2 separate regions of the Homo sapiens genome follow, and region 1 is linked to region 2. Evidence: chromatin contacts called from ENCODE Hi-C or POLR2A ChIA-PET data. All regions are on one chromosome and are shown on one strand. Each heading gives the region's core, a stretch centred on a gene start or an enhancer-like site at or near the end of the contact. The rest is flanking DNA. Distances are from core to core; before and after follow the strand shown. Region 1 overlaps FAM53B (family with sequence similarity 53 member B). Region 2 overlaps LHPP (phospholysine phosphohistidine inorganic pyrophosphate phosphatase).

Region 1 (4,513 bases), core at 129-2,628, 130 kb before region 2:
ACAGCTATAGCCGCAGCTGGTGTACTTGGCAGTCTTTCAAGCATTTTGGGGTGTGCTGCGGACAAACAATAGAATGAATCTTTGTTTCTGGAGCCTGGGCCATTTCTAACGAGGAAGATGATTACTCATTTTTGGAAGTTGGGTTAACTCTTCCAGAGTCTTTTGACTCTCGCTTAGATCTGTAACGAAAAGCCGAGAAGAGTTCACCTTGGCATCCCAAGGTGTTTGCTTTAAAGCCGGGTGACTCTGGTTGGCTGTGTCATTTCCTCTTTAACACCCCTCCACCCAGGTCTTTGCCCTAAGTCAGGAGGCCTGATTGTCATATCCAGAGTGCTTAGAAGGAAGTGGGGCAAGTGTTTGCAAATGAGGTGCCCCTTTCTTCTCCTGTTCCCCCACCCCCATGGCATGCCAAAAAATAAAGAAGGAGCTCAAGACCCGTTGAGCAGCTGTTCCTCCAAACTTCTTAGATTAATTCCGTGGCCAGTTCTAAGTAATTTAAAGCCAAATGCCTGGACTTAGCTTTGAATTAGGACTTCATGAAGCCTTTCTTCGTCTTCTTCCTTCTTTCTTCTTCTTCTTTTTTTTTATTTTTTTTGTGAGACAGGATCTTTCTCTGTCACTTAAGCTGTAGTGAAGTGTTGCTATCATAGCTCACTGCAGCCTTGACCTTCCTGGCTCCCTACTCAGCCTCCTGTGTAGCTGGGACCACAGGTGTATGCCACCATACCTGGCTATTTTTTAAATTTTTTATAGAGATGGGGATTTCTCCATGTTGCCCAGCTGGTCTTGAACTCTTGGGCTCAAGCATTTCACCTGCGTCAGCCTGCCCAAGTGCAGGGATTATAGGCGTGAGCCACTGCGCCTGGCGGTGAAGCCCTTCTTTGCAGAAATCTCTTTCTCTGCCTTAAGAGGCAAGAATCTGGTGCTATTTTGATCTGTGAATAGACAGATGGCTGTTGTTACACATGCAGCGGCTCCCCCGCCATTGTGCTGTGGCTGGTGGTGGGAGTAGTCTTACTAGAATTTATCCTGCCCTCCAGAACCCTCCCCTGCAGTAGGAGTCAGGTAGATAGCTTTGGCTGTTTGACCTGAGAGGTGCCACAGAGCTCGGGTATACTTGTCATGTGACAGACCCGCCTGGCAGCTTAGAGTCCCTCCAGTTTTGTTTTGGCAGATGATGGCATTCTCGAATGTGTGGTGGAGCTTGCAGCGCGATGTGGGGGTAGAAGGGAGAAGGCGGAAGGCTTACCATGTGATTGATGAGCCTGTCTGATTAATTTCTACAACAGACCCTGTAGGTTGGTAGATATGACTCAGTCAGATCAGGAAGGGGGAAGTCCTGAAGTGTGAGCTGAGGTTAGGATGTGACCTCTGATGAGTGGGTGGCACATGGGCAACCTGGTGCCTCTCGTGCCTATAGCAGTTCTTACAGAGCTTGTTGGGACCTTCTTGCATCACCTGTCATGTCCCAGTGTGATATAGTCTTAGACCGGTGTGTTGGGGCTACCAGCCTGCAGGCCTCCTAGATAAAGAGATCACTGCCCTCGCAGCTGTGTTCCAAGGCCCAGCTGCTGAGAGATTACCTTCCCTCTGTGCAGTGTCTTTGGGGGTTCTGTGAGAGCTGTAGACACCAACAGGAATGCTTCTCCCTGCCTGCTGAGTGACTGGAGCTGCACCGGTAGGAAAGCTGTGTCTGTAGCCTGGGCTGGGGGTGGATTGTCCTGCAGGAGAGGGAGAGTCCGAGAGCTCATAAACATTTTGTAAAGGAAAAGGAGATTCTTGTCCTGAGAGTTGTCCTAGAAGATGAAGATGTCAAAACTGGTCACTGGCTAACTTCCTGGCTCTCCAAGAAACTCCTCTAAATCAGGTTGTTGTTAGCGTCACTGAAAGACACCAAGATGCCCCTGTATGCATAAGGATTGAGCTTGGAAAATGCAATCACGCATACATCCCCATCCTCACCCCATGGATATGTAAGAGAGGGGCAGGTTCTGCAACACCACCTCCCCGCTACCTCGGTCCCACCCATTGGAAGAGTCCCTGTGGCCTGCTCCGACTCTGCTTTATGGGAGGTCATAGCCAGGGCACTTTGATGGCAGCAAGTAAGGATTTGGCCTTTGCCTTTGTCCAGTTTCCTGGGACCTTGAACTGCAGGTCAGGTCTGAGTAGGACTGGAAAGGCCAGCATAGCAGTTGTTCCAGGACAGGCATCATCAGCTTACTGTCCTTTCTTATAGTTCATTCAGTACCTTCAAATCTATTGATTTTCATGCTCTCTCCAGAGTTGCCATTTGCCTGTGACACGTGAGGAAACTGAGGCCCAGAGAGTCATAAAGACCTGGCTGAAGCCACACAGCTGATACGTGACTACAGTTAGAGTCTCACTAGTCAGAAACGGAGCTTATCTGGCCCAGCATCCTATTTGACTCATGAGGGAACTGAGGCTCCGAGGAGGGAAATAACTTGGCAAACTGGGCAGAGCCAGTAAGTGGCACTGTCAAGCCCAGAGCCCCCATCCCCTAAGTCCTGCTTGATCCACCTAGGCCACACAGCCTTTTGTTTGGGTCTTTCCATTTTTGTTTTTAAATCTTTTTTTTCCACCCCTCTTCTGTTGGTTTTTAGTCATGGTTTGAGTAAATTCAGTATACTTATAAATAGGTCCGACTGAAGAACAGGTCATGGTTGTCTTAGGCTAAGTGGCTTAACATGATAGTAGATTATCTTTGGGGCCCGCTGCGGTCCCCTCATTGTCCTCTGGTTCTCTTCCCATTCTTTCCCTTCCCCCGGTTTGGAGCAGAAGGCGGCATCTAGCTCTGTGGCCACTCGGTAAGTGTGAGTTCTCCTCTCTCCGTGCCTCTTGTCCCTCGTCTCCTTCCTTTTGAGTGTGTCAAGCAGCTTCCAGTCTATAGCAAGCTCTTCTTTCATAGTGTTTGTGGGTTAAAAGGACATGAGCGGTCGTGAGAATTATGGGAGTGCCTATAGGAAGCTCGTCCATCAGTTATTTTTCATTGATAAATGGACTCTTGACAAGTCATGCATGCAGTTGGCTTCAGTTTCAAGAAACAACATGGGCTGTCTCATTCCCATGTTGAGATTTGTTTTGGCTTTTTGGATCCCAGCACTTTTATGTCCCTGAATAATGTCATTCCTCCCCCTCCTCTTGAAATGTTATTTGCTTTAAAAAGCAGAAAATCCCTACAACATTGAAAAGTCCAGGAGAACAGAGTTCCGATTTGGTTCAGCAGCTCAGTTTACTGTTTTGTCTTGTTTTGTTTTTCCCCCTTCCATTAAGGAGACACATAGGCGAGCCTGGGCCACTTTGTTCAGCCAGGGGCCCAGGTCAAGTCTCTTTCAAGCTGTGTAGTGTGACTCCCAGTCCTTCCCCAAGTGTGGCCTTCGGTGGCCTTTGATTACCTGAAGGACTAGATCAGGGAATATGTTTTAGCCCCAGTTACTGAAGAAAGCACCTCTGAGGACACACCTTCCTGTGGAGGGAGGGATGAGGAAGGGGTGAGTATGCCCTCTCTGTCTAAGGACAGCAGGTGCTTCATGCGTACAGCCAGCCACTCTCACTTGCCCTGCTGAATGTCCACCAGCCCAGTTGCAGGAGCAAGGTGCTTGGAGGACTCAAAAACATATTCTTGGCCCCTAGAAGCTAATGCTGTAGCTGTGAAGACGAGATGCTTTTATCCAATTTATGAGCATTTAATAAGGGCCTATGCCCTGCTAGGAATTGTGCCTACCTAGGGATTTCAGTGTTTCTAGGGATATTTTTGTAGTGCCCCCACCTACAGGGCGTTACCTCCTTAACTTATAGCTGAGGCGGGCAGCACAAGGGTAACGTCTTACATGTTACAAAGGCAGAAAGCTGAGCAAAGTTGCAGAGCTTAGCCAGGGCCCTGCAGCTCCTCTGGGACTGAGCTGGGCTGAGCGTGGACTCAAGTTCAGTGCTCTTGCTGTGATACTGACTTAGCAGATAGACATCAGTCAGGTTGCTGCCGTGGGCAGGCTCTGTGCTGAGGCCACAGGATGACTGAGGGAGGGCAACACCTAGGCTGCACACGTGGAGGGGGGGCTCCCCACAAACAACCTGGAAATGAACTTTGAGAGAAGGACAGGGTGGCAGTGGGGGAGGCATAGGCAGGAGGCACAGGACCTGAGGAGATAGGGACAGATGGATACAGGTTCCAGCTGGGGTTGCAAGAAGCCATTGTGACTCCCTGCAGGCCCAGGAGCACCCTGAGCTTCCTGGAAGACACTTCACCCTCTGCAGGTTACCCACCATGTCTGCACATCCATGCAGTTAAGGAGGGAAAGTGATGGCTTCCTGTCCCGCTTCTACCCTCTCCAAGATACTCGTCATCTGCCCATTTTTCTTGCTTACAGTGGAACCCCTAATACCATGTTTCAACATCAGTTCCAGAAGGTTGATGTTTGGCTGGGACACCTCAGGATGGGCTGTATTAGAGAGTGTGTGTATTGCAAAATTAGTGTCTGCTTTGGCATTTGATCAT
Region 2 (4,614 bases), core at 1,837-4,336:
CAGGAGAGCAGATGAACCTGTTGGCATCTTAAATTGTTCCTAAACAAAGTTCTTCACCACCAGACAGTCTAATTTGCTCCTCAGAGCCCTTAAAACCAGGAAGTGTTGCTAGCTCCATTGTCAGAGACCCAAGATCAGAGAGATGAGAATGTTTCTCAAATGTGGCCGCTCTCTGTAGTCAGCTGCGGAGCTTAGAACAATTACTCCTACCTGGTATCAGAAGTTGGGATGCAGCTGAAGCAGGATTCAGAGGGAAATTCATAGTACCAAATGCTTGTTAGAAGAGAGGAAAGATCTGAAATTGATCACTGAAGCTCCCATCTTAAGGAAGTAGAAAAGGAGCACAAAATAAACCCAAAGCAAGCAGAGGAAGGAATAACAGAGACACGGACACAGTGCTGGCCACCTGCTGTGTGGCCTTGGGCAAGTCCCTTTTCTGGGCCTCAGTGTCCACAATGACTTTGTCCTAAACCTGTTGTTCTCTACCTGCATGGCCTGGAACCCCAGGCTTCCAGAGAAACCAGGAGTCGGGGGGACAGCCCAGGGGTAGGGGTCAGGCTGCCTCATCCTCAGGAGCCTGCCCCACACTGTCCATGGCAGGGGAGGTGGTGGGGGTTGGAGGTGGTATGGACTGTGTCCTCCAGCACCAGGCCTGCACCTGTGGAAGAGCCCCTGACTGCCCCAGCTCTGCCCCACCTTCAGGGGCACCCCAGCTTTTGTCTTTTCTCCCTGAGGCCTCTCCCTCACCGGCAGCTCAGGCCATGCCGGCTGGAGCCACACACATGCCACTGATCAGGTACAGAGAGTCTTCCCCGCTTGCCTCACCCCTGCTTTCATTAACAGGACTGGACCCCGAAGCAGCAGTTAACACCCACCCGCGGTGCCCCCTTCCCCCCGGCTTATTTCCTGCACACGCTACCCCCTCAGAGGGCTGCTCTGCACTCCCCACACAGACTTGAGGAAACAGGAATTCCTCACATTTGAGTCTCACAAAGGAATGATGCTCTCAGGCCCCAGGATGGGCGAGACTGCTTCTGTCTGAGACAGGGATCCTGTTTCCTGGAAAGGAGGCCTGTTGCAGTGTTTACCAATGACACAGTCCCATCCCTTGAGTTACAGGGCACAGCCAGATGGATACGAAGCCATCCTGTCCCTCCAAGTGTGCACTCTAATTATCTAGTCTTTGTTTTGTGGACAGAGAAGCAGGCTCAGGAAGGCGACATGGCTTCCCTCGGTGGCAGAGGAGGCAGGCAGGTGGCAGCGCTGGGGCTGGTGCCCACCGTGTCTCCTCTGGCAAGGGCTCAGCTGAGCCTTGTTGGTGCCACTGTGGGACAGGTACACTGTGCGGGTGGGGAGAGTCCTGGGCAGACAGGACCAACACAGTCCCCTTCACCTGGAGCTCCTGGGCTAGAAGTAACAAGTCCAGTCATGACACAAGGGACAGGTGCTGGGTGGGGGCTTGGCAGGAGAGCCAAGTCCCCTAATGGGGTCACACAGCGGCTTTCTCGGGGTAGCCTGGAGTTGCTCACCATCGCCCACGCCTGCGTCGGAACTCAACTCAGAATTCTGGGTCAGAAGTCTTCTTGGCTCAGAGGATGAGAGGCGCCTTCAGAGCCCAAGAAAGGTTGCCCTCGTGCGGAGGGTTCCAGCACTTCCCCGCAGTCGAGGGTGGGAGCCACTCCTGAGCAGCCTGGCAGTGGGGGTGCTTTCCTTTGCAGACCTCAACCAAAGCCAGTGCCTGCTCCGCACCCCACCCCCAATAATGCTCACACACCATGTTCTCCCACTTCAATTTCATGTGGCTGTGGAAGGAGAGAGAGAGACAGGGATTGGGAGAGGGAGGACGTCACATGAACGAATCGAATGAGCTGTTCACACTATTCTTTGGAAAGAACGATGGATAAAAAACCTGCAAAGCCAGTCAATCACGCATTTATTTTTCTAAGGGCGGGGGGCGGTGGAGTGGTGGGATGGAGAGAACTTTCCTGAAAGGATTTGGCCTTGAAACATGAAGTCAAACAACTGGATTTGGCAGGCTGACAGCTCCCGAGCCCCGCCAGCCCGAAGAACTGCCAGCCTGGCGGCCAGGGCGCGCTGAGACATAATGAACTCATTCAGAGCCGAGCGGGGCTGGAGGACGGGGCTGCACGCAGGGGGCCTTCCAACCAGAGGGGCTGCGGCACCAGGGACCCTGCAGGCCTGAACGAGAGCCGACCTCACCCCCAGAGATGCGGGAAAGGCGGGTCCGTCCGGGGATAGACAAGAAAGGGTCTTGCTCGAGTCTCTAACACACAAGGAAGTCCCAGAGAACAGGAGTGAAGGAGGCCGATCTCAGATGGGTGATGAAAGCTGGGGCCGGGTGAGCTCTGCACACTGGGACCTGTGCACTGAGCCTGACCCCTGCTCTCGTGTCAACAGTCCTGCTCCTCCCGGCTCATTCTGCTGAGCCCCATGGCCACCTCCAGGACCTTCTCCTGGGTGGAATCCTGCCGTGGGTCTGCGAGATTGTGAACTACATCTAAGCAACTCCATGGCTGAGCCCATGCCAGCTTTTTAAAGCCAAGTTTTCATTTTCACAGAGAGGCCTTTGCCTTCCAGGTGGCTCAGAAGCCTGAATGATAACAGGGCTCCATCCAGCAGTGGAAGCTTTTGTGGTTGGAACAGATAAGGAATTAGGACCTGCGGTGCACACTGCAAGTGAGACAGAGGTCCCATGTATCAGGCTGCGAGCACGGCCACCGCCAAGGAGGTGCTATAAGCTCTGAGATGCCTTATGCAGGAAAAGGCTCCTGACATTTCTGCACGGACTGTCCCCAAGGCTGCCTGTAAACCTTGCAGCAGCAGGAACAGGTTCTGCTTGAGTCCCGGCAGAAGCATTGGTCCTTGAAGGTGACAGGCCTCCTTTCTCTGGGATGGTTCAAGGGAGGGGCACCATGAGATCATCTCGGAGCCCTCACAGCCGCGCTGCTGGGGAAAGCCTTGATTTATGGGCGCTCCACCAGGGCTATAAATAACCGCGCTGCACCGGCTGTGGCTGGTCAAGAAACTGACGTCTGGTTTTCCCTAACCTTTGCCCTTCCTTCCTCATTCCCAGGGCACTGTGCAACATGTGTGGAGGGTGGGCCAGTGCCCTCTCCAGGACCCCCTGGACCTGACTGTCAGAGGAGGGAGGGGACAAGGGAGGCCTTGGGGTAGGGCATGTCTCCCTTGGAAGGCAGTGTTGGGGGAGCAGTGTCCTCTGCAAGCTGCTGTCACCTCAGATTCTGAGGAGCCAGGATCCATCAATATGGATATTTTTTGCAGACATTTGTAAAAACCTCAGATTCTGAGGAGCCAGGATCCATCAATATGGATATTTTTTGCAGACATCTGTAAAAACTTGTATTGATTTCAAAATGAAAAAGCTGGGCCGGGCACTGTGGCTCACGCCTGTAATCCCAGCACTTTGGGCGGGCGGATCACTTGGGGTCAGGAGTTCAAGACTAGTCTGGTCAACATGGCGAAATTCCATCTCTACTAAAAATACAAAAATTAGCCGGGCATGGTGGCAGATGCCTGTAATCTCAGCTACTCAGGAGGCTGAGGCAGGAGAATCACTTGAACTGGAGAATGCAGTGAGCCAAGATTGTGCCACTGCACTCCAGCCTGGGCAACAGAGCAAGACTCAGTCTTAAAAAAAAAAAGAAGAGAAAAAAGTAAAAGCATAAGTGGCTGCTCCAGAAAGCAGTGCTTCTGGCCAGCTGGACCCAGGGCACCTTGGAGGGCAGCAGAGGTGGCAAGGCTGAGGGACGCGTGTTGTGCCTGTGGCCACCTCTGGGCCTGACACATGAAGCCCCCGGGCCTCAGCAAGTGTCTGTTCAGTGGGTCACGTTTTCTCAAACTTCTGCTCTCTGTACAGAACACCTGTGAATGTGGCCTGCCTGGAGAGGGGCAGTGGCAGTGGGGCTGTCCGTCAAAGCTGGTGGCCAGTGGAGGTGGGCAATGCCAGGGTGAGGCTGTGTTTATCACGGCCTTCAGCCCCAGCTCCACCGGGTGGGTCTGGGGTCCCCATCCTTACAGAGGCCGGCAGCCCTGTCCCCCAACCTGCATTCAGCACTCGGCCAGGGCCTCCACGTCCTCATCTGTGGGAGGCACGGGAGCTCCACTGCCACCCCTGAGACAGCCCAGCAAGCATTTCTTAGCCTTTTTCTTTTAAACTCAGGGTGGGTTTTTTTGGTTTTTTTTTTTTTTTTTTTTTTTTTTTAGATGGAGTCTGGCTGTGTCTCCCAGGCTGGAGTGCAGTGGCATGATCTTGGCTCACTGCAATCTCCACCTCCTAGGTTCCAGCGATTCTCCTGCCTCAGCCTCCCGAGTGGCTGGGATTACAGGAGTGTGCCACCATGCCTGGCTAATTTTTGTGTTTTTAGTAGAGACGGGGTTTCCCCGTGTTAGTCAGGCTGGCTCAAACTCTCGACCTCAGGTGATCCGCCCGTCTCGGCCTCCCAAAGTGCTGGGATTACAGACGTGAGCCACTGCGCCTGCCTCAGGGTGGATTTGGGCCACATTTGAAAATAAACAAGCAAAGACCATGAAGGTAGAAGTGGAGGGGACATGGCTTCCCCAGAGGAAATCAGC

Evidence for each region. Hi-C counts contacts between places; a loop is a spot of excess contacts on that map. ChIA-PET counts read pairs that join two places held with the same protein, here RNA polymerase II (POLR2A). Pooled maps may share reads with other maps.
Region 1: a loop to region 2 is called in a map of K562, with 7 times the contacts of the local background. The contact joins two enhancer-like sites. A Hi-C loop is called at or near these places in 1 of 168 maps with a recorded cell type or tissue (K562) and 2 of 50 pooled maps. POLR2A ChIA-PET finds 5 or more read pairs at or near these places in 2 of 52 experiments (CD8-positive, alpha-beta T cell and activated CD4-positive, alpha-beta T cell).

The regions. Positions count from the first base shown.
Region 1 is chr10:124,715,121-124,719,633 of GRCh38, reverse strand. All of the region lies in intron 1 of FAM53B (family with sequence similarity 53 member B), which reads left to right. Among named protein-coding and RNA genes, the nearest start is that of FAM53B-AS1, 13 kb to the right of the region's middle. Within about 2 kb of position 1,378, at least 33 of the 41 ENCODE cell types and tissues checked have a DNase peak (open chromatin) inside an H3K27ac peak, as active enhancers do.
Region 2 is chr10:124,587,368-124,591,981 of GRCh38, reverse strand. All of the region lies in intron 6 of LHPP (phospholysine phosphohistidine inorganic pyrophosphate phosphatase), which reads right to left. Among named protein-coding and RNA genes, the nearest start is that of FAM53B-AS1, 110 kb to the left of the region's middle. Within about 2 kb of position 3,086, at least 15 of the 41 ENCODE cell types and tissues checked have a DNase peak (open chromatin) inside an H3K27ac peak, as active enhancers do.